3 separate regions of the Mus musculus genome follow, and all the other regions are linked to region 1. A link is a loop called in an ENCODE intact Hi-C map of the cell type or tissue named here. Cell type or tissue: left cerebral cortex. All regions are shown on one strand.

Region 1 (8,000 bases):
CTGCCTATAGATCACGATGTCTATCTGTACACTGCCGTGCTTCCTGCCGTGCTGGTAACAGACCTCCAAAACTGTAAGCCAGCCCAACTACATGTTCTCCTTTGTAAGAGTTGCCTTGGTCATGGTGTTTCTTCACAGCAATGACTCTAAGACAAATGCTTTTCTTTTCTTCTTCTTCCTCTCCTCCTTTTTTTTTTTTTTTTTTTTTTTTTTAAGACTGGGTTTTTCCTTATAACCCTGGATGTCCTGGAACTCACTTTGTAGACCAGACTGGCCTCGAACTCAGAAATCTGCCTGCCTCTGACTCTCCAATGCTGGGAATTAAAGGCGTGTGCCACCACTGCCTGGCTCTCCTTTTTAAAATTATTTTTGAGACAAAGTCTCAGGATGTAACTATGTATCTCTAGCTATCCTAGAATTCACCATGTAGACTAGGCTGGCCTCAAATTCAAGAGACTTACCTGCCTCTGCCTCCTGAATGCTGGGATTAAATGTATACTACCATCTTTAGCAATGTCAATTTCTTTATGCTAGAGGTAACAGATGTATTTTCCTTAGATATAATTATGAATATTAGTCAGGCTAATGTTATATATACATTATAAATTAATAGGATTTTATATACTCTGTTAAACTATCCTAAAATAATGTGTTCGTGTGTGTGTGTGTGCATGTGCCCATACATACACATAAACACTTGCATGATAGACAGGCTGCCTCACTGAACGGAACATCACCAAGTCAGCCATGTATGATTTCATCCACATCTTTCCCTCTCCTCTGAGCACAGGCAGCACTTTCAGAAGCTTTCATTCTTCCAGTGTTTATCTTCTGTTTTGTGCTCACTCTGTAGCTCTGGCTGGCCTTGAACTCACAGACATCTTCCTGCTGCTTCCCAAGTGCTTGCATTAAAGGTATGTAGCACCATGCCAGCCCCACTGTCTATCTTTTAAATATACACACTTAGGTCAGGCATGATGGCATATTTCTGTAAACCCACTCTCATCCTCTGAGTGTGGGGAGTCAGAGGTGAACGGATCAACAGATCTACGTTGGGCTGGTGTGATGGCTCAGCAAGGTAGAGGCACTGGATATACCCAAGCCTGGTGACCAGAGCTCAGCCCCTGGAATCCCTGTCTTAGTTAGGGTTCCATTGCTGTGAAGACACCCTGACCAAGGCAACTCTTACAGAGGCAAACATTTCATTGGGGCTGGCTTACAGATTCAGAGGTTTAGCCCACTGTCATCATAGCAGGAAGCATGCCAGCATCCAGGCAGATATGGTGATGGAGAAGAAGCTGAGAGTTCTGCATCCTGATTCGGAGGCAACCAGGAGAGATTGACATGCTCAGGCAGCTAGGAGGAGGCTCTCTGCAATGGGTGCAGGCTGAGCCTAAGAGACCTCCACAGCACACCCCCACCGTGACACACTCCCTCCAACAAGGCCAAGCCTTGGAACAGTACGACTCCCTAGGGGCCAAAGATATTCAAGCAACCACATCCCCCAAAGGTAGAAGGTGAAAATGAACTCCACTAAGTTGTCCTCTGACATACATCATACAAACATAAATCCATAATTTTATATTTAAGGTTGCTCAGGTGTGGTAGTATATACATTTAATCCCAGCAACACTCAGGAGGCAGAGGCATCTCTGAGTTCAAGGCCAGCTTGGTCTACAGAGACAGTTTCAGGCCAGCCAGGGCTATAAAGTGAGACCCTGCCTCAAAGGCAAAAGAACTGTAGAATGTAAAGTAATTCTTTTATTGGACGGATAGGCTTTTTAAAAGTTTAAAATATAAGCAACTAACTTTGTTAGTCACATAGAAGATGATGGCACACCGTAAAACACTAGTCTTGTTAGCTTCAGCTGTCAACTTGCCAGCTTAGCTATTTGAGGAAGTGTCCAGTGGGGGATAGCCTCTATCAGACTGGCCTGTAAGCACATCTGTGAGGGGGTTTGTTGATTGCCCAATGTGGGCAGTGCTATTTCTAGGCAGGCCAGCCTAAACTGTTTAGAAATGTAGTTGAGCCATGACCCTGGAGCAAGCCAGTAAGGAGCCTCCCCCACCCCCCACAGTTCCTTCCCTAGTTCCCTCCCTGACTTCCCTCAGTGATGGATGAATTCCCAGTGACCCTAACCCTGAAGGTTTAAGTCAAACAAACCTTTTCCTCCCCTAAGGTATTTTTGGTCAGCAATTTTTCTTTTTAATCACAGCAACAGGAAAGCAGCTAGAACAGGTACGTCCCTTGACGATCCCGTGACATTTTATGACCACAATAAACAAAAAGACTACTCTCATGAAGAGATCTCTTCCTAGTCCATCCTGTTTAACACTGGTAGCCGGCGTCTACTGAGCTTTCCTATTTCCCCCTACTTTCCAGGGCAGGAAGCAAGTCTTGACTGACTCAGTATTCCCAGAAAACGTGAGCACCAATAGGAGGATGGCCCTCAGGACAAACTCTGAATAGATTGCTGGGCTTTTATTAGGAGGGGCTGGAGGACGTTACACTAGGGTGCGAGTGGGTGTTCTAGGAAGACAACTTTTGGTCAATGTGGCAGGTGTTGGTTTCCTCGCCTATGAAAGCAGCAGGGTCAGTAGTAAGGTCTTTACTTTTGGAATATGGTTCAGATTATATAGAAAGTTGCCCAGACCCCAAATATTAGTTTCATAAGCAGATGACAAAGGATGATCCTGGAGGCACTGAGATGCTTAGGGGGCAATGAAGGCAGGATCAACCTTACTAACAAGCAGTAGGTACAGAATAATAAAGAAAAGAATGGGCGTTTCTGGCAGATGCTTACTCAATCTGTGTAACTAACGACGGGCCGGCCAGTTGGTCCTGGTTTCCAAGTGACTGTCACCCCGATCTCAGGGCAACTCAGGGTTATGACTGACAACTGCTGGGGGCATTTGAAAGGTTTTGTGCACGTATTTGAAGAACTCCGGGGGACTGCAGTCCTAGGAGACCTGTTTTGTGTCCGTACACCCGCCTAAAATGGGTCCCAACTCCGGTTCAGGCCAGCTAGGCTGCGCGCCGCAGCCAGGTAGGCCACACCCTCTCTCTCACCCAGCAGGACGCCCCGATCCTCAAGGCCGGGAACAATGAGGTTCCGGCTTCTTTAAGGGAGATACCACCGCGCCGGTGGGGCAGGGGACAGCATCCTCCCAGATGATCGCACCCAGGCCCGCGTCGCTGCCTGGGCCATTGTGCCACCCGCAAACACAGCTCGGTGCCTCGGAACGTAGGTGCAGCCAGCCTCCCAGCACTGGCCGCGCCTCCCCACGGACCCGCCGCCCAGTCCCGCCACCAGCGAGGAAGATGCACCGGGCATCCGGCCCCAGCGAACCGCGCGCTCCAGCCCGCCGCTCGGTAGGTCTGAAGAGGGCGGGCAGCGTAGCCCGCCACGGGGCACGAGCACCGCCGGCTCGGGCCAGCGGCCGCAGCTTCTCTGGGGTCCCGGGACGCGCCCCCCGCTGCGGCTGAGGGCGACCGTCCCCTGCCGCCACCCCTGCAGGGCAGCATTGGTCCGCTCTGCAGCGCGCACACCGCTGGAAACGCTCGGCTGTGCGCCGCGCCAGGGCAGCGACGGAGCGCAATGGCCAGAGCCCGCGGAGGAGAGGCGGGCGCTCGCCCGGCAGCAGGCGGCGCTCGGCTTGCGCACGCGCGCTACGGCAAGCCGGAGGGGGCGGGGCCCGGCGTGAGGGGGTGTGTCCGCGCACCACGGGGGCGCGCGCCGGCTTCTGACTGGAGGCCGCCGCGGCCGAGGGCGCGAGCTGCGCGATAATGGCGGCCTGCAGAGCTCATGAGAGGGAGAAGCGGCGGCGGCTGCCCTGAGGTAAACCTGGCCCTTCGCCGTGCCACGGATGCCCCGCAGTCAGAACCGGTCTCCCTGCATGTGTCTCTGTCCCCAGCAGGCCTGTCACGGACCTCTCAGTGGAGTCATCCCCGGGAAGGCCCGGTGCTGCGCCGGCCACCGGCCGGGGACTGCGGCCTCCGTTCCCGCCCGGGCCACTCCCGGAGTCCGGTCCCCTAGGCTGCAGCCGCCAGGAGTTGAAGCGACTGCGAGGCCCGCTCAGGGGCCACGGGAGGGTCCCTCGGGGTTTCCAGGGACGGCCGCCCGGAGTGAGCTTGCTGCTTGGCCAGTGAGCGCGCCTCGGCGACAGAGCGAGCACCGCTGGCCTTACTTGTCCCCGTCCCCGGCACCAGCAGGTGCATGTCCAAGCCGCCGGTGCCCAGCCCCGGAGGGAGAATGGCAGGCAGGCAGGCAGGAGGGTCCGGGACGTGCCATCGTAAGGCGCTCGGGTTCTCGAAGGATGCTTCAGCAGGGCGTCTCTCCAGCCAGGACCCCAAGGATTTGATAGACACCGTCCTTTCTTATGCAAGGAAGGCGTTCTTCCTTGGGGGGGGGGACCTCTGGCAAGTGGGAGAGGACAGGGGACCGCTGCAGAGAAAAGAGTCACTTGGAAGTGCCTAGTAACCGGGAATCAGCACAGAGCAGGACAGAATGGCCCGCCCGGTGACAGGAAACCTGACATTGGGGAATCCAGGAAGAAATTGAAGGGTAGGCGACCAATACAAGGAAGTAACTCAGGGCAAACCTCAGGAACAGTCATTTTCTTTTAAATCTGGCCAATGAACTTAAAGTAGTCGTTCCGGGAGTCTCCGGTTCCCGGGGCAGTCACTTTGTTTACCTGGTTGTGCAATGTAAATACAATCTTACTCTTCCTGGCCGGCGAAGACAGTGACAGTGAGTGAGGGAGCGTACTGCAGACTCTCCACTCAAAAGAACATTTCTCTGTGGGGCCTGTGCTCCAGCTTGCCTTTAAATGATTTCTCAAGGTACAGCGCCAAAGGACTTTGTCAGAGGATTCCCTGTGATGTATAGGATGCTCCCCCTTTGGCCAGAAAAGACCTAGAATTAAATAACTATGCTAAACAACGATAAAAAGGTAGTTGACTTACTTCATTTTGAGGGAACAGCTCTGCAAAAACTTTATTTGTGCCCATTTTGTAAGAAACAAATAACTAAGCATGCTGGTGCAGGTCTATAACCCTAGTTTTTGGAAGGTGGAAGCAGGAGATTAGGGTCATTCCCTGCTATATAGTAAATTCAGGGGTAGCCTGAGCTACCTGAGACACTGTTGCAAACAAAACATAAGTAAGTGATCTTGACCACTTTTGGTCCATAAACCAAAGTCAGGGGTTTGCATTTCTAAGTGTGAGGGATTTTTATGTTTCACTGCTTTTGTTTGTGTGTTTTCTTCTCAAGACAGGGTCTCTCTGTAGCCCTGGGTATCCTAGAACTCCCTCTGTAGATCAGGCTGGCCTTGAACTCAGAGATCCGCCTTCCTCTGCCTCCTACACGCTGAGATTAAAGGTGTGAGCCACCACCTCTTGATGAAATTTCAAATTTCGGGTATATATATATTTTTAACAATGGCATTTTCAAGCAGTTAAGGATTAAATGAACTTAATATAAAAGTAGCCAGGTTTGGCTACTTAACACACTTGTAATACCACCATTCCAAAGACCAAGGTAGCCAAGGCTATTGAGGTGGCTCAGTGGGTAAAGTTATGTTCTGCCAAGCCATATAACATGAGCTCAGTTTCTGGAACCACATGGTAGAAGGAGAGAACTGACTCCCACATACTGCCCTCTGACTTACACAAAGCTACACACAGATATGTAAAATATACAATAAAATCTTAAAAGATGTGAAAGCCGTCTTGAGCCACATAATCACAAGAACCTGTCTTTTAAAAGAAACAAGACCGGAAGCAAGGCATGGTGACATGAACCTTTAATCCCACACTGGGGAAGCAGAGACAGGCTTATCTCTGAGTTGGAGGCCTGCCAGGGTTTCATAGTGAGATCTTGTTCAAAAAAGGAGTGGGTGGGTGGAGCCTGGAGAGAGTTCAATGGGTAGAACATTTGCTGAGTAAGTCTGGGGGACTGAATTTGGATCCCTAGAACCCATGTGAAGGTAGATGTGCCTTCCTGTGGGGAGATGGGTGGCAGAGACAGAGTGTCCAAAGTTCACAGGCCACTACCCTGGCATATGCTGTAGCAGTGACAGGAGAGCCAAGGTTCTCTCCTAATGGGTGTGCCATGGCATGGGCATGCCTGCACTTATACATAAGAGTCAGGGATGATGGTACTGTAACCATGGCTTCTAAAGCCAGCATAATTCATACATCAAGCTCCAAGCCAGGGAAACTTAGCAAGACCCTGTCTCAAAAACAAAAACTTTAAAAATTAAAGTTCTTGAAATAGTTCATGATACATGGTAAGTGCTATTACCTTTATTATTATTGATAGATTGGTCCAAAGCCTAGCTAAATACTTTCTGAGTACCACAGAAAGTGAAACAGATGGGTAAAGCATGCGTAAGAATACAAGCCAATAGGTCCACCTGATTTCAGCAGAGCACTTTGTTGATTTTTCCAGAAACCTCGACCTTGAAGATGGTGAGTAGCCAGCCAAAGTACGATCTAATACGGGAGGTAGGCCGAGGTAGTTACGGTGTTGTGTATGAAGCAGTCATCAGAAAGACCTCTGCGAGAGTAGCCGTGAAGAAAATTCGATGCCACGCGCCTGAAAATGTTGAACTAGCTCTTCGAGAGTTCTGGGCACTAAGCAGTATCAAGAGCCAACACCCAAATGTGATTCACTTGGAAGAGTGCATCCTACAGAAGGATGGGATGGTGCAAAAGATGTCCCACGGCTCTAATTCTTCCCTTTATTTACAGGTATGTGTCACTGCATAGGAAATGGACCTAAGAGTGGTCAGCAAGAGAAACCAAAGGGCCAGATGAGCTTTGGCTCCCTAAGAGGCAGGGGTTCTGTGGTTCCCTAGGTGTACGTAACGGTCTGTAGAGGAAGGGGGTGTCTGCCTTAAACTTGTGCTTCGCATACCTCAAAGTAACGCAAGCCACCTGCTATGCCTGGTACTTAACCAGTCTGCATAGCAATAGAACAAGATGAGAACTAGAGGAGGTTTGAGACCAGCATCTAAGGTCAGTTCCTGGAAACCAGTTATTTTGAAAATAAACTCAGAAGACGAGGAAAAAAATAGCACAATCAGTAATAGTCACACCAATGGTAACTGGACTTCCCTAAGTCACAGGTCTAAAAATAATAAGCCTTAGATGAGTGAATTGCTACATGCCGATAGTACTTGGAAGGTGGAGGCAGGGGGCTGGAGAGTTCAAGGCCAGACTCACCTGTATATTGACTTTAGACATTCCTAGGCTGAATCCTGAGCTCCAGGACAGAAGCTGTCCGCTGTCTGCTGTCCTCTGACCTCCACACTTGCACTGTGGCATGCACACATGTAAGCATTCACACACGTACACACACACATATTTGTAAACACATACATAAAGAAAGTAAATATAATTTAACAATTAAAATATAGTAACAAAAAAAAAAAACCCAACAACAACGATGTTTAGATTGGTAAAAGGCTCAGAGGATAAAGGGGTTGTTGCCAGGGCTGATGACCCAAGTTCAGGTCTCAGGTCCCTCATGGTAGAAAGAGGACTTGAACACCTGAGAAGTTGTTCTCATACCTCCATGAGTGTTTCGTAGTTCCCCCTACACACAAAACAAAATAATTTTAGAAATTTAGAAGCTAATTTATAGTATTTACTTTTCTAAAAGTACTTAGGTTGCCATGATAAAAATATTGGAAATATTTCTGTCTTTTTTTCCTTTTTCGCCAGTGCTAGAGATGGAGCCTAGGGTTTGGGGCGTCCTACATAAACTCCATCCCTTCCTTTAAGCTGCAGAGACTAAGATGCACAACCCCTTCAGGTGGAGAAGTAAAGATACAAACACATTTGACACAGTACCAGGTCCACATCTAGGAGCGACATCATAATAATTGGGTTTTCTCTAGTTTACGATATGAAGTACCAGACTAAAGTGATTTTTGTACTCAAGTTGCCTCTTTAGTGAGTCAATTTTACCCTTTAAAGCCTTAGGTACCTGTAT
Region 2 (8,000 bases), 190 kb before region 1:
AAGACACAAAGCCTCTGCCCACAGCTATCTCTCTTCTGAAGGTGCTGTTGGCTGTCACTGTTCCAGGGACACTGGCCATCCCAGGATAGTCACAGTCTCTACTCTCCACATAGGCATGCTAGAATGTCTGGGTTGGAATGCGGGGGTTACATAACTACCATGCATTTTAAAAGGTAGTGTAGGAAATAGGGAGTGATGCTCGGGCCAGGAGTGGCTAGTTCTGAAGGCTCTTGTCTCTTTCCACCACAAGAGGCAGAATACCCTGTTCCCACCACAGGCTTCTGTGAGTAGCCCTGCCCTTTGCACATTTTAGTCAGTATCTCTGATCCTCCTCAGGAACTGTAAATCAGCATTTTTTACACTGCGCCTCCAGCCCTATTCACAGATGGGTAAACTGAGGCTGAGACACAGCCAGTAGAACTGTTTGGTATTAGCACCCAAGTCTGCCTGTTCCTTAAAGCCCTTTTCATCTTTCACATCCAGGATCCTCTGGTCCAGGCTGCTCTTCGGTCTCAAGGTCAGTGCCATCATCACTAGTAAATATTTAAGCACCAGTGGTGGGGATAAAGGTCAGGCCAGGTCACTCAGATGGCCTGGAGGGCAAAGGGCAGAGGCAGAGTTAGGACTGCTCAGGTAATATCTGACCTGAGGCCTGAAAATAAAGCTGGGAACAAAACAAACAAACAAACAAACAAACGAACAAACAACAAAACAACAAAACAACAAAACAAAAACCTCAGGTCACCTGCCACCTAGAGGTCAGGGATCAGGAACCACTAAGTCAGGCTCCAACTGTAGACTGGGGTCACCTCAGGGAAAATTCTAGATGTTTCAAGTCTAATCAAAATGAGAATAGCGGGACGCCCTAGCATATGGGTGCTGGAAACTGAACCCAGGTCCCCTGCAAGAATATTTAATCTGCAAGTGTTCTTGGTTCTAGAACACACACACACACACACACACACACACACACACACACACACACACACACACACACACAGAGTTTTCAAATATGGCAGTTTGTGGAGGGGACGGGGGTGTGGGGAGGAGGGACAGGCAGCTCTTGAGGTCTAAGGAGCCATGATGTACCCTTAGGGAAACCGAGGCTCTAAGAGGGTGGGGTGCTGGGCTGGCCTACAGTAAGCTCGTCAAAGTGGAAGGCAGAGGGCATGCAGGACAGAGAAGGAGAGCAGCCAGCTCAGGCAGGACCAGGATTTTGTGTCTATTTATTGTTTTTCTTTTTGGTGTACCCACGGATGATCTGCTGTTCCTCTGGGCCTCGGGTCTTTATAAGGAGCCAACCTCTAACATGTATGCTTATACCAACTGGTCAGCATTGCCCTCAGCCTTGGCCAGAGGAGCAGCCTCTCCCTGCAGTGGGCTCCAGCTAACACAGAGACTCATAACCGGTCAGAATGTGGCGAAGAGGTGCCCACTGGGGACTCATCCTCAGAGCCAGAAGCTGAGGGATGCTGGGGGTGGTATCCTCTGGACGCGCCATGCATGACTGATGTACTCCAGAACTTGCTAAAGCCGTGGTCACCTGTGCAAGATTAATTCATCGTGATTGGTCAACATTCCCGACTTAGGGCTCAGGGAACTCAGTGGGTTTTTATATCTTCAAAGTGGGGAGGGCAGAGGCAGGCAGATCGCTTTGAGTTCCAGACTTGGAGGGCGACAGACAGACAGATAGACAGAGGACGGTGGAGGAAATGATGGAGGGGAAAGGGAGGGGGGGAGTGTGGTGAACACAATCAAAATACATTATTTATAGGCATGAATTTGTCAAAGAATAAATAAAAGGTACCCTACTCTGTCTCAAAGGAACAGATTGAACTTGGTGGTCTCAGATCCTTTAGGGTCCTCCTTCAGCCCTAAGCTTGGATCCTCAAGTGCAATGAGCCCAGTTGGAGGACCACCAGTCTGCAGAGGACACCCACCCGCTGAGCCAGGCAGAGGTGCAGAGGCAGCAACAGTGAGCAGCCCGCAAGACCAGACAGTCTGCGCACTCTGCAGCGGGATGCTGTGTGTGGCAATGGAAATTTCCACTCAGCCCCTCTAGCCCAGCAGGGAAACGAAGCTGTTCTTGTAGCTTCCAAGTGGAAATTTCCACACACGCAAACACAGATGAAAGAAAGAGAGAGAGAGGGGGGGGGGAGGGGGAGAGAGAGGGAGAGAGAGAGAGAGAGAGGAGGGAGGCAGAGACAGACAGACAGACAGACAGAGACACAGAATAAGAAGAGGGAGGGAGGTCACAGAGCTGGCAGGAGATTCAGAGCTAAAGACAGACAATGACCGTCACAGTGGGAAGAGATATGGGAGACTGCTATGAAGGTTCCTAGTTGTGTGGAGGATAGCCGGAGTCCAGGTATCTTCCTCCTAGAAATATTGAGTATCTCACCTGCTACATATTAGGGCCCATTCCAGTTGCCAGGGATACAGTTGCTAACGGGATAGATGGCTCTACCTTCATGAAGATTATCACAGGGGAGAGAATTAGTTAATTTCCTCATTGCTGCAACAAAAACCCTGACAAAAAAGCCGAGTATTGAAGAAAGCATCTATTTGGGTTTACAGTTGCGGGGACTACAGTACATCATGACAGCAAAGGCTGGAGGCAGAAGGCAGCTGGTCACATTGCTCCAGTCGAGAAGCAGAAAGCAGGTGGGCATGGTGGGGCACAACTTTAATCCCAGGACTTGGGAGGCAGAGGCAGAGACAGATGCATCTCTAAGTTTGAGACCTGCTTGGCCTATACATGGTATTCTAGATCAGCCAGAGGCTACACAGAGAAACCTTGTCTCAAAAAAAGCCCCTGTGTGTGTGTGTTTGTGTGTTTGTGTGTGTGTGTCATTTAAAATTTTTTTAAATGAAACAGATAATAGTGAAAGTTTGTGCTCAGTTCTCTGTCTCCTCCTTATACAGTCTGGGGCTACCAGCACATAGAACAGATATATACTAGTTCATATTTATTTTTATTTTCCTGAGTTCCACCCCATGGCCATATTTAAAGTGGGACTTTGCACCTTAACCCACCTAATCGATATAATTCCTTATAGATATGTCTATGGACGTGTGTGCTCAGCAATTCTAGATCCTAGAATCCTAGGGGCTGAATTTGTTGGCCAGCACAGTGAGTCAACCAGGAATTCCAGTCAACAGATTCCCAATGCCTCTCACGCCCTGAGCTAACAACCCGTAGACCTGACTCATGTTCCCATGTCCCACAGCCAGCTTTGCCTATCACTGATGCGTGTGGCAATTGCTTTCATTTCGATGAACCCTGGAGCGGGAGACCTGGCTTTACAGGATCAGGACTGCCCGTGGGCTATAGGCTGTACAGGGCAAAGGCGAAGCCAGGGGTTAGTGTGGGAGGCTGCTGTAGCCACCCTGGTAGCTAGCAACAATGGGGGCCAGCAGGGGAGCAGAGGAGGAAGAGGTAAGGGGTGCTGGTTTGTGTCCTAGAACCTGGATGACTTGTTCTTCGACTGTCTCCTCTGCCCCGTGGAACACATGCCAGGCACTCCATAAACACCAGTGCTCTGTGCTTCATTCCTTCTGACTGGTCTTCGTGGAATACCCACACAGCTCCAGCCAGCCACACCCACTCCTGTCCTCTGTGGTTCCCCGACCTTACCCAACATCCCCACCATCTCCTGGATGGCGGCTTCTTCTTCTTCTTCTTCTTCTTCTTCTTCTTCTTCTTCTTCTTCTTCTTCTTCTTCTTCTTCTTCTTCTTCTTCTTCTTCTTCTTCTTCTTCTTCTTCTTCTTCTTCTTCTCCTTCTCCTTCTCCTTCTCCTTCTCCTTCTCCTTCTCCTTCTCCTTCTCCTTCTCCTTCTCCTTCTCCTTCTCCTTCTCCTTCTCCTTCTCCTCCTCCTCCTCCTCCTCCTCCTCCTCCTCCTCCTCCTCCTCCTCCTCCTCCTCCTCCTCCTTACAGCCTCTCATTGACCTGGAACTCACTAAGTAGAGTGCACTTAGGATCTTTCTGCCTCCACATCCCCACCTCGGTTATTTCTAAAAAAAAAAAAAAAACCACCAGACCTGGCCTTTCTTTACCTGGGCTCTGAGAACAGGACTCAAGACTTCATGTTTGGAAAGCAAGCATGTTGTCAACTGAGTTGTCTCCTTAAAATGGTTCCTTTTCCTCTGCTAAATATGCTCAATCAGCCGGGCAGTGGTGGTGCACGCTTTTAATCCCAGCACTCGAGAGACAGAGGCAGAGGCAGGAGGATTTCTGAGTTTGAGGCCAGCCTGATCTACAGAGTGAGTTCCAGGACAGTCAGGGCTACACTGGGAAACCCTGTCTCAAAAAAACAAAAACAAAACAAAATGTACCCAATCCCATTGTTACCTAAGGCTGCCTGTCAGTTGCCTTTTATCCGTCCCCATACTGGTCCCACCAGTGACCCTACCAGCACCCTGGTGGACGATATGTGCTGCTGTGATGTGGCCTACATTCCTAGCACTCAGCCCGAGATGAGCTTCTTGCAAACACGTTTGAGTGCAGGGTGCAGGAGGGCCCTTTCTGGTGCCTGACCACGAGAGCAGTCTGTGTCTATAGCAAGGGGAGGGGGCAAACCAGGGAATGGCTTTTTCCATATGAACAGAAAAGGCTCAGGAACCGGTGGCAGGTGGAGGAGCACTGCTTCTGGAATCAAACTCTCTGGGCTTGACTAGCACAGCCATTGTTAGGCAAGAGGCACGCCTTCTCCTTTCTTGCTATGGAATGGGAACAAGAATGCCTCCCCTGGAGAGAATGTGGTAAGAATGTGGTAAGGCTTATATAGAACGCAGGGAGAAATGTTGGTTATTTGGATTACCTCACCTCCGTGAGGTGAGAGGAGCCCCACCCCACCTGGCACATCAAACTCTAGCCCAGAAGGAACTTCTCAAGGGTCAACTGGGCAGGAACCAGGCCTGCCTTCCAGATGCCACCAGAGGGCGCACTTCTTGAGGCCGGGCTTCTGTGTTGCATGATGTTAAGTCTCTCTCCCTCCCTACACTAGAGTCTGATGCGTAGTTCTGTGGCCACTTTCTTCCTTTGGGTTCTGGCGATTGAACCTAAGGCCCTATGCATTCTAAGCACACACTCTAGCACAACCTCCGCCTATTAGTAGTGCTTGAATGACTGAATGGGTAACTTGGTAAATGTAGGAATCCCTTACCCTCCCCCGACTTTCTTTTTTATGTGCTATATGTCATGTTTTCGTGTGGGTATAGACGTGTATGTGTTCAGGTGTACACGCATGTGTGTTCATATTTTTTAATTGACTTCTTTATTTTTATTTCATGTGCATCAGTGTTTTGCCTGCGTGCATGTCTGTGTGAGGGTGTTGGATTCCCTGAAACTGGGGTTACAGGCATTTGTGAACCGCCATGTGGGTGCTGGAAATTGAACCCCAGGTCCGCTGGGAGAGCAGTCAGTGCTCTTAACCTCTGAGCCACCTCCCTAGCCCGTGTGTTCATATTCATGTGGAGGACAGCGGTTGACAGTGGGCATCTTTCCCCACTGTTCTTCATGTTATTATTATAGTATTAGTATTGACAGGGTCTCACTAGGTAGGCCAGGCTGGCCTTGAACTTAGAACCCTGCTTGCCTCTGCCTCCTAGGTACTGGTTTTAAAGGCTTATACCACCATGCACTCCCCACCAACTTTTTGATACATGTTCTCTCATTAAGCTCAGCTCACCAACTGGCTGGACTGGTTAGCCAGAGAGCTGCAGGGAGCCACCTGTCTGCCCACTCTCCTTAATCTCCCAATGCCTGGCTACAGTTGTGCATCAGGCCCGGCTTTTTAATGTGAGCGCTGGATCAAACTCAGGCCCTCCAGCTTATATGGCAGGCACTTGGCTGCCACTTTGAGCCAGCAGTCTAAATATGTAACTGATTTAATTTGCCTTCTGCAACAGAACCTGGACGGCAAGTCCTTGCTCCTGTGGCAGCTAAATGATATCGCCAAGGCCCAAAGACATTATCTGTCCCCTGCTCCAGTCACCTTTGTCATGAGACTTTTACCCTCAGAGTCACAAGCTGACTGCTGCACTCCAGGCATTGTACCTGTTCCAGGCAGGGGACAGGGGATGGCAGTAAGAAGAGGTGGTATAAGCAGAGGCTAGACCAGTGCTCAGGAAAAGCCATGCAAGTCTTTTCTCAGGAGAGAATGGATCAGAGGGGTCTGGCAAGCCTACCATGATGGCCAAATGGAATCACCGAGGGGGATCGGTCAAGAGGAGATGGTAAGCGTGGTTACCAGACACATCTGAGATGCTGGATCTGAACAAGAAAGGGACCTGGGAATCCAACTTGAGAGCACCCTGAGCATGTGACCCTTGACCCCAACCTTCAATCCCCTGTAAACCATGAGTGGGGATGAGAGTAAAAATGACAACACAAGACTATCTGAGCTTTAAGATGGCATGCATAAACTCTTACTTACTGTGAATATATACATCAGTAAGAGTTCAGAAAACGAGTCATAGCAAGAAAGGAGAGAAAGAAAAGCACACGCAGACAGCACAGGTGCCCAGGGAAGGAGGGTCAGCAGGGTGGACAGTGGTCCTCTCAGAGGAGACACAGAGTGTTCAAATGTCAACACGCTCCCTCCAAACTGACTGAGTACTTCTATCCCGCCTCATTCTCTAGACCAGGTTGGCCTTGAACTCACAGAGATCTGCCTGCTTCTACTCTCTGAACTCTGGGATGAAAGATGTGCACCGCAATACCTGGCTTACAGATATTTTAAGTTCCAGAAAGAACAGAGAGACTCCTGGAGGGGCTGGACAAAAATCCAGCTGTGGAGATGTCCCAGGGGCTGCTGCAGTGGGCTGTGGGTCCCACATTTGTCTTCCTGTCAGGGCCAGGCTGAGAAGACCCATGAAGTTGTGGATCAGTCACTGAGGGAAGATGGCAGGCCCCCAGTGTGTTGCTTCTCTAAACTCAGTCCCCAGCGTTTACTGCCAGCTGTAGGGATTATGGTGCCGGCAAGAACACCCAAAGCCCTGTACAGCTGCCAGGCTGCACCTTGAATCCTATTCTCTGTGACTCAAAAAACAAAACAAAACAAACCCTCTTTGGCTGCTGTATGGAAATTGAACAATCTCTGAGACCATTACTAATTGCCTAAGACAGCTGGCAAGTCGTTTATGTGGCTCGAGGCTCTTCTAAATAAGGAGGGTGGCCTCCACCTAGCACTGAGGGCTACCTCCAGAAGTTGATGTGGGGATTATAGACAAAGGCCCCTCCTCACCTGGGGCAGAGCGACATCTTGCAAACTCTTATGCCTCCATGTTCCAGGATGAGTTAAGGAACCTGTAGCCTTAGACGGAACACCACAGTGGCCACTCATCTGCCCCAGTAGTGAACGACACAACCGTGCAGGGAGAGTCCCTAGGTCCTGCTGTGTAATACCGTGCCTTCAAGGATGGTTGCCTCTTCTAAGGACTGAAGAGTAGTAATTGTAATTAAGGTGTCTCATCCTAAGCATTTTCCTGGCAACAAAATAAAAAACACTATGGACGTGTGTGCCTGTGTGTATGTGTGTGTGTGTTTGCATGTGCACACACATGTGGAGGGCAGAGTGTTGTCAGGCCTCTCAGCAGCTGTCCACCTTGCGTTTTGAGACAGGAGTCTCTCACTTAGGCTGAGCTCTTTGAAGCCAGTGCCCCTGCCGGCCAGCAGGTGCACCGGGAGGAGAGAGCTGTGGTGCGCAAGTCCTGCCACCAGGGGGCAGCAGCCACCAGGAGCGGACTGTGGGTGGGACTGAAAGCCAAAGCGTAAAGGTTTTTCAAGAAGCCTAAAATCAAGATTCTTCTGTGCAAATGTCAACTCATCCAATCATTTAAAATGCAGCACGGGCCAGCAACGTGCCTGATGACTGAAGATGGCTGAGGGCTGTCAACTTGTCAGCTTGTGCCTTCGGGTGTAGGAGGATTCCAGTTAAGAGTTGGACACCTCCAGGGTTAGTTTAGTTGGCAGAGCTAACTCCCCATGGGGTCCACA
Region 3 (8,000 bases), 180 kb before region 1:
GTCATGACCATGTTCCCCAAGCCAACCTTCAGCAGGTCCTCATCTCATGCGGCAGGCACTGGATCCCACCGATGCCGAGCAGCGCCACACCCCTTCATATACCTCACCTCAGCTCTGCTCAGAAGGAACCACTGTTGTTTATGGAGCTGCCCTTGATTTTGTTTCTATTTGCCCTATGTGACCTCAGCTGTTTCTCAGAACTCATACAATGGTCTTCCTTCTGCACAATTTGATATTCAACTCAAGGCACACCGATGCTCAAGCCCAGAAAAGCATCACTCATTGGCCTCTGTCAGAAAACAATTATTACTTATACAGTGCCAGAGTGGCTCTAGGCATGCTCTCTGCACACTCAGAGCCCCCCTCCCCCAACTGCATCCGTAGGGAACGGGAGGCTCACTAGTCACCTGGAGCTCCGCTTCTTTATTGAATGGAGACACAGCCTCAGTAGCCTAGGTTGGAGTCTTCAATTCCCCAGCACCTCCCATCTCTGCTTCCCACGCGCTGAAATTCCAGGCACACACCATTAAGCCTGGTCCCCGAGGCCCTCTCAGCCCTCCTGCTGGCAGGCTCTTGCTGTGGACACTCAGCTTCTAAGAGCTTTATGCAGATTCGAGGGGCAGACAGACTGTAAGCAATTAGTTATTTCCCAAAAGGGCCAGGAAAGCTGCCCATGCCTTCCCTGAGCCGAGAGGCAGTGTGCTGACCTCAGTGGATGTCAGTGCTGCTCTCCTGTCCTCACAGGTGTCACGAGAACAGCACAATTAGGTTCCTGAGCATTCTGAAATCTCAGGATGTCGCTTGCGGAAGGGACATAGGGTGCACCTCTCCTCCTAGCTGTCATATTAAGCAAACAAACCATCAAATATCCTAAGACCTTAAGGACGCCTCTAAACTGTTCTCTGGAAATCACTCTGTGCCTGTAAGCAGCCTTTCTAAGGGGAACAAAACCCTGCTTGTTTGCACGTAAACATCTGAAAGAAAATAACAGCTGAGCTGGGGAAGACAGCAGAACAAAGCCGAGCTTGTGTGAGGACAATCAGAGGGCCTGGGAGCTGAGGACTGGCTGGGTGTCTGCAGCAGCAGGAGGCCACAGAGAAAAGGTCTACGGCCTGTCACTACCTGAACAGAAAGAAGTCACTGCCACCAACAGCACTGTGCAGTTTATTAACCATTCAAGTACAGTAGCATCTGGTGAGATTGGGACAGAATTGGGATCGCAAAGTGGACAGATATTCAGCATCTAATGGGTTGGAAGAAGCCGCCACATACTCTTCACAAACATCTTCCACAGTCAATACAGAACTAGCCATTAACCCAGCACACCGATTGTGCCCGAGTGGAAAAGATGCAACGAGAAAAATAGCTACATTAGAAAGACCAACACTTTAAAAAAGAGTAAAACACTTTCAGTTTCTCCCCTTGAGCCCCTAAAACATCTCACGGTCTGGATCTACCTATACGGTCCTACATCGGCTTCTAGACTATCTGTCAGGAGGGAAAGTAAAGGACACTGGCCAGTACAGTCTTTGGATATTTAGGACGGGGTCGGGGAGAAAGTCAGTTCTCGGGACAACTTAGTCAGCCTCAGTCTCATCCGCGGGGTCTTTGGATTCTTTGTTCTTCCGCACCTCTTCCACGTGCTTGTCCTGGAAGAAACTGTACGTAAGTGTCATCTGTCCAAAAAATAACTTGTTGAGCCCTGTCCCCTGCCTACGAGGTCCAACACAGCTTCAGTCACACAACCCATGGAAATCCCAAACCAAAAATCCCGAGACATCATCTTAAAGCTGTTGGTCTCTTGGGGCTGAGAACAGCTAGGCTCTGACTGTTCTCCCAGGGAATATGCACTCATGCTGGGAACTCCTACTGAATGCTAAGCCCCAAACTGATGACAAAAAGGAACCAGTCATATTTTTATTAAGACAGTTTAAGCCGATTCACCCCTGCCTGAAGCTGCTAACTCTCTAAAGCAAGAAACCAACCTTCTCTCGCAAGCGCTCCAGCTTGGCCGCCATCTGCGCCTCCCGGTTCTCTTTGTTAGCCTCCATTTTGTGGGTCAGCTTCTCCTCCGCCATCTTGCTGAAGTTGTTGTTCTCCTCGATGGCTTTCTGGAGCACCTCCTTCTCATGCTCCCGCTTCTCCGCGAGCTGCTTCAAGACTTCCGCCTCATGAGACTGCAAAAAAAGTTAACAGGCCCCTCTGAAGTACCTTTGGCATTTGTTAAAACTGCAACAAATTATTTATCAGGGAAAGGCAGAAAAAAGGTCCCCTGAAACTAAATATTCAAGCAAGGAGCTGAAGTACCTGAATCACCCGTTTTCCTACTATGGAAAACTGGCTGTACATTCAAAAGCTTGGTTTTGAGACAAGATCTTGTGTAGCCCAGGCTAGCCTGGAACTCTGTGTATAGCAAGGGCTCACCTGGAACCTGACTTACTCGCATCCCTCCCAGAGTTGGGATTATAGCTACAGAACACACCGGCCTAGCTTGCTCAGATTTCCTTCCAAATTACCTGTTAAGGAAACCCTTAGAAGAGTTTGAGTAAAATTTTAAAAATAGTTTTACTTTATTGCTTAAAGTATTCAGATGACTTGAGTAATAATCTACTTAAGTGCAGGGCACCTTTGACAGTATCTGTCCAGATGGGAGCGTCACCACGTAGGCAGTTACTGTGTAGTCTGACTACGGAACACAAGACCTAGCTCTCCTCTCTAGTTATATTGTTTTCTCCTGCTCCTACATGAAAGAGCAGGCAGATGGCACACCAGGGTAAATGCTGACATCCTTTTTATTTGTGTTCTGAGACAGGCTCTGACTCTAGGCTGGCCTTGAACTAACAACCTTGAAAATGTGATCTTCCCACCTCTACCATGTAAGCACTCTTGCAGCAGAAGTATAGCCCCAGCCAGGCTGGCTTCCAACCGTTCATTTAGCTACAGATAATCCTGACCTTCTCATCTCCCTACCTTCACTTTTCAAGTACTAGGATTATAGATTTACCCAGCTAAATCCTCCTCCCTGGAGATGGAAGAGATTTTATGCACACTTATGTAAAAGTCTTTTATAAAAGTTCCTAATAACAATACTGTTGCATGGACAGAAATACATGGTAACAGTGGATACCTCTAGGAAATAAAATGACTCTAATGGCTATAGTTTCATGTTCCAACTCTTCTATAATTAATATTTGTTAAACTTTTCATTAGTTTTTTTTTTTTTAATGTGTATGGTCTGTATAAAAATATATGCATATGTGTCAGGCCTTTAGAAACCAGTAGAGGGCATCAGATCCCTGGAACTAGAGTTGCAGGAGATTGTGAACTACCCAATGCAGGTGCTAGGAACCATTTTGGTCTTCATGAACAGCAAGCCTCTTAACATCTGGGCCACCTCTCCAGCCTCTCATAAGGCCTTATTTCTTATGTATTTTCCTTTATGTGCATGGCTGTTCAGCTTGCACATTTATTTATACATGTGTTACTTGTGAGTGTGGTACCATGGAGACATGGCGGCAGCTGGATCCCCTGGAAATGGAGCTGAGTGTTGTGAGCTACCCCATGGGTGCTGGCAATCATGGATTCTCTGGAAGAACAGGCAGCTTTTAACTGCTGAGCTACCCCTTCGGGCCTCATTAGGTTTCAATGACGGTTAGGTTACTTTATAATGAACGTGAGGAAACGCGTCCCTGGAATTTTAAAGTTTTTATTGCATAGCTCTTTAAAAACAAGCAAAACTAAGGAAACAAAGGGTCACCCACCACCTAATGTCCTGTTTGGTAAAGAGAAAAGGCGTGAGCTCTTCTCTGACGTAACACAGGTTTAGCTTAAATTCTGCCTCCAGCACTTACTAACAGGACTTCAGGAAAATGCCCTAATACCATTTTCAAGTCTGTTACCTGAGACAATGGCCACCATGGAGCCTCCATTTATTACGAGAAAGCTCCTGAGGTGAGGAGCTGGCTCGAGCGGAGCTCATTAAACGATGGCTGCTGCTTCCTTTGAACCTCTGGCACAAGGACATTTCCTACTTAAGATCACAGTGTAGCTACAATCCTTTCTTCCTTTGTAGGAAAATGAAACCAGTTTGTCTCATTACATTAATAAGTTTCCTGTATCTCCTGAAAATCGTCAGGGTTACCTTGCGTCTTTCTTCTGCAGCTTCTAATTTCTTCTGGATTTCCTCCAGGGAAAGGTCCTTCTTCTTTGGGGGGGAAAGGGGGAAATCGGGGACAGATTCTTTTGACCGAGGGCTGAGAATCAGCTCAAAAGCCTGGCCTGAAGCGCGCTTCTCCAGCTCTTTCACCTGAATATCTGGAGTTGATCAGATGCATGATAATGAGAAAGACCCGGCTTGCTTATTTAAATAAAGGGTTCTATAATTTTTTTTTTAAAAACCAATAATTCTAAAAAACAAGCAGAATGAAAGCTAATGAAGGTGTTTGTAGTAATCGAATCAAAATACAAATCAAAAGAAATCAAGTAACATTTTTTTTTTAAAAAGCTTAACATTTTGGACTAACAAATACCATCTTGAGGAATTAGTACTTGACAGTCACTCCCTAGGAAACAAAGAATGGTGTGTGTAAAACCCCACATTTTGCTTTGGACCAAGCCAAAAGTATGAATGGCTGAGATTTCTATATATTTATCCAACTAATAAACATTTCTCAATTGCATTTTTACTTGTAAATTAAATTTTGAAAAGAACACAAATGCCAAATTAAAAGCTTAAGGCCTGCACCACTTCCTATTCTAAAGCCATAAGCCCGCCCTGATTTCAGTTTTCTAAATCAATTACCTACCAGAAGATGCCATGTCGAACAGAAGACAAGAGACTGGCTGTATACTCTACACAATCCACTGGCAAGGAAAGCCCTGGAACGATTTTTCAAAGCATGCAATCAATTTCTCCACATTTCTCCTATGTCATCAGCACAAAGGGGTCTCAAATCACACCCTTGACAATGTCAGGAAAATCATTATGTGAAAATCAAGAAACATCATTAAAATATCAATCTAGAAACACTGGGACATATTGAGATATTTTCATTGAGTAACGCTGGCAGCAGAAAATCAAATTAAATGATATTCTTCAAAGAAAGAAAATCTTGGAATATCAAAACTCAGGGGTTCAATCACAAGGTTGAAGAATTCCGTCCCTTAATGTTTTTGTCCTGCCCAACATAAGATATTCCAGATTCAACCCAACAATGAGATCGGAGCCATCTTAATTCTGTCTACAACTCATTGTGCAATTGAAATACCCACCCCTGCTTTGTCTGTGTCTGCCACGGTGAATAACACCCAAGCTGGCAGCCAATGATATTCAAGTCCTATTGTTCCTAGGGTTTAAGCTACTAGCCTCACAGTGAGAAAATGAAGTTGTATGAACCTCTAGGTTTCTTTTGAGGGCAGGGTCTACTTAATCCAGGCTGGCTGTAAAATTACAATCCTCTTGCCTCAGCCTCCTCAGGGTAGAGGGGTGGGGTTTAGCCCACTGGGTTAACACTTAACATTTGCAAAGCCCTGGGTTCCATGTTCGATGCATACATGGGCGGGGGGGGGGGGCAGCTTCTGAGTGTTGAGATTACAGACAAGCGCCACCACACCCGCCTGAGGTTTGTCACATTTGATGCCTTATGTCGCAAACATTTTTTTCAACAGTTCTCGAGTATTTTTTTTAAAAAGATCACCATTCTTTTAGCCCCGAAGCGTATGACTAAAGGTTCCAAACACTAGACACTGCAAAAACGAAGCAACGAAAAAAAATGCATTTATCTGTAGCAGAGCACCCAACGCAGCAGACTACACAGCATGGGCGTGGTCCTGGCCCAGGCGGGCAGGCTGGCGGCCCGGGCCAATCAGAACACGCCCTACGCTCCGGCCCCTGGCCCCGCCCCTCGGCTCCCCGCGCCTTTTCGAATCTCCGCGAACCTCTCCACGCTCGGGAGCCCGCGCGCGTGGGCAGCGACAGAATGGGCGGGGCCAACGGTCCTCCGGGGTGGCCCCGCCCCTCTCGGGCTGGCAGCGCGCGGCCGTCTGCCCCCCAACTCCCGCCAAAAACACCTCGCGGACACGCAGCCCTGGGGTGGCTGTAGAGGGCTCGGTCGCACGGCCTTCACCCACTGACGGAGTGCCCAGAGCTGTCCGGGACCACCGCCCCGAAGCCCCGGGAGACCGGGCGGGCGCCGCCCCTCAGCAGCACGAGCGCCCCCAGCCTCGCTCTCCTTCAGACAATGGGGACCCCCCGAACAGCCGCGCCCGCCGGGCGGTAGATGCAGAGGACGGCTCACGCCTCCTATTGTCTCCACGCTCGCACCCGGGCTAAAGCCCAGCGCTGGCCGCGCCCCCTCCCCTCCAGCCCGCATCTCCAGGGAATAGGGACAAAAGCCAAGGCTCCGCCCGAGCTCCACACAAAAGACCAACGCCCCCCACCCGCTGGGGCTCGGGGTCTCCGCCCATCTCCTGTGCCCGGCTGGGGGACCCGCCGCGTTCCCGGCTGCTCCCCAGCCCGCCGTAGCCTCCGCCTAAGCCAAGCCTGCACCCACCTGCTCGGTCCGAGCCGCCTGGCCACACTCTGAGCACCAACAGACCTGGGCGCGCACAAAAGCGCCAAACAGCGGCACGTGACCCAGACCAGGCGCTCCGCATTGGCTGCGGGTGACGGCACGTGCCAGTCCCGCCCCGAAGCCTGGAGAGCACCGCCTCTCTGGAGAGAAGCATTTCGGGAATTGTAGTCCGGGCCAGGGGGGCAGGAGGACAATGCTAGGGGTGGGGCACTCCTGGTGGGGGGTCTCTCTAGGTGTTAGCCGGGACTAGCGTGGGTGGGTGGGGTGTCTCTGATCGGAAGAGCATTTGGCTGCGGCCGCAGGACTGAATCGGTTATGGGACTCTCTTTAGGAAAACTGCAGGGCGAGGTGAGGAGCAGGGGAGGGGTCGGTCCTAACCTACTTCTTTTAGACCTCGACCGACTGGACTCTACCTCTACCCAGCCATAGGAGTTTATTTGGCTCCCTAAGCAATATCCCTTTTGATGCCATACCCCTCCCGGTCGCCTAAAACGCCCGAAACCCTGTGACAAGATAGTGCCACTCCACGCCCCTGCACGATCCTCTACCCTCGGTGTCCTATCACGGACACACGGCAGCTTGTCACCTGTAGCGCAACAACGCAGTCCCTAACCCATTTCCTACTGGCAGATTACGGGCGTGGTTCTTCCCTTGGCCACTTGCATTCTACCCTTCAGCCTCCCGAGCTGGAAACACTGGGATCTAGGCAGGACAGCGGGAGGCTCTGGAATCTGATCTTGGGTTTAACAAAGCCACTAAGCTTAAAGGCAGACTCCATCTGGACTGCTAAAGCCTTGCGGTGACAGGAAAGGGAAGGGAAGAGCGATGGCAGTTCTAGATACACTTTGCTCCTTTTGTTCTGAAAGCACGTGCTCCCTAGAGCGGGGCTGGGCTCACTTTGAGAATGTAAACAAAAGGAGCCACAAGGTCACGGTTCCCTCTGGCCGGGATAAAGCAAAACTATAGCAGAGACACAAAGGAAATTAGCGTGACCCTGTCTGTCTAAGAACCTCTTCTCTCTGCTGACCAAAGCTGTGTCCCCACGAGGTGGTCATTTCCCCAAAGCACCTGCTCAGAAACTCTTCATTGGGTTTACCATTTTATTAATGGATTTGGTCTCTCAAAAGCCAACCCATACATACAACAGCTTCTGTGGAAACAATCCTAATTTTAAAACAATCCTACATCTGCTTAACCAAGAGGGAAGCACCCGAGATAAAATACAATAGGCATACAGGACAGTGAAAACTGTATTGTGCAGACAACGTACAAAGCAAGCAATTGGCAAAGTACAGTTGTCTGGAATATGCTTATAGAGGCATATTTTCCAGCAATTGCCCTTGCGTGGGGTCAGTCTCCCTCTGCCCCCGCCCCAGCCAGTCTAAGTGGTTCTTGCTTAGCATGTGAACAACAGGAGCCAGTTCTGCG

What was found. Peaks named below come from ENCODE experiments on the same cell type or tissue, not always from the same donor. Only the 100,000 strongest peaks of a DNase experiment are listed, where the experiment ranks them.
Region 2: it touches region 1 in a loop (2.7-fold over the local background); 2 of 42 quality-filtered maps call a loop at or near these places.
Region 3: a loop joins it to region 1, with 3 times the contacts of the local background. A loop is called at or near these places in 2 of 42 quality-filtered maps.

What each region holds. Positions count from the first base shown.
Region 1 is chr4:134,283,000-134,290,999 of GRCm38, reverse strand. It overlaps Pdik1l (PDLIM1 interacting kinase 1 like), which reads left to right and starts at 3,747. Exons shown (of 3, transcript NM_001163794.1): 1 at 3,747-3,839; 2 at 6,453-6,754. The coding sequence starts at 6,470. In left cerebral cortex, a CTCF peak has its summit at 3,645; DNase peaks (open chromatin) are centred at 1,951, 3,168, 3,667 and 4,153; H3K4me3 peaks cover 2,549 bases; H3K27ac peaks cover 1,629 bases.
Region 2 is chr4:134,477,911-134,485,910 of GRCm38, reverse strand. No RefSeq gene overlaps it. Among named protein-coding and RNA genes, the nearest start is that of Stmn1, 14 kb to the right of the region's middle. In left cerebral cortex, CTCF peaks have their summits at 236, 4,930 (motif pointing right) and 7,698 (motif pointing right); DNase peaks (open chromatin) are centred at 1,552, 2,033, 4,940, 7,721 and 1 more place; H3K4me3 peaks cover 222 bases; H3K27ac peaks cover 1,933 bases.
Region 3 is chr4:134,466,981-134,474,980 of GRCm38, reverse strand. Stmn1 (stathmin 1) reads right to left here and starts at 6,661. Exons shown (of 5, transcript NM_019641.4): 1 at 6,552-6,661; 2 at 4,806-4,878; 3 at 4,142-4,314; 4 at 1,986-2,177; 5 at 1,138-1,649. The coding sequence starts at 4,818. The coding sequence ends at 1,578. In left cerebral cortex, CTCF peaks have their summits at 605 and 3,272 (motif pointing right); DNase peaks (open chromatin) are centred at 5,339, 5,894, 6,646, 7,271 and 7 more places; H3K4me3 peaks cover 4,030 bases; H3K27ac peaks cover 7,242 bases.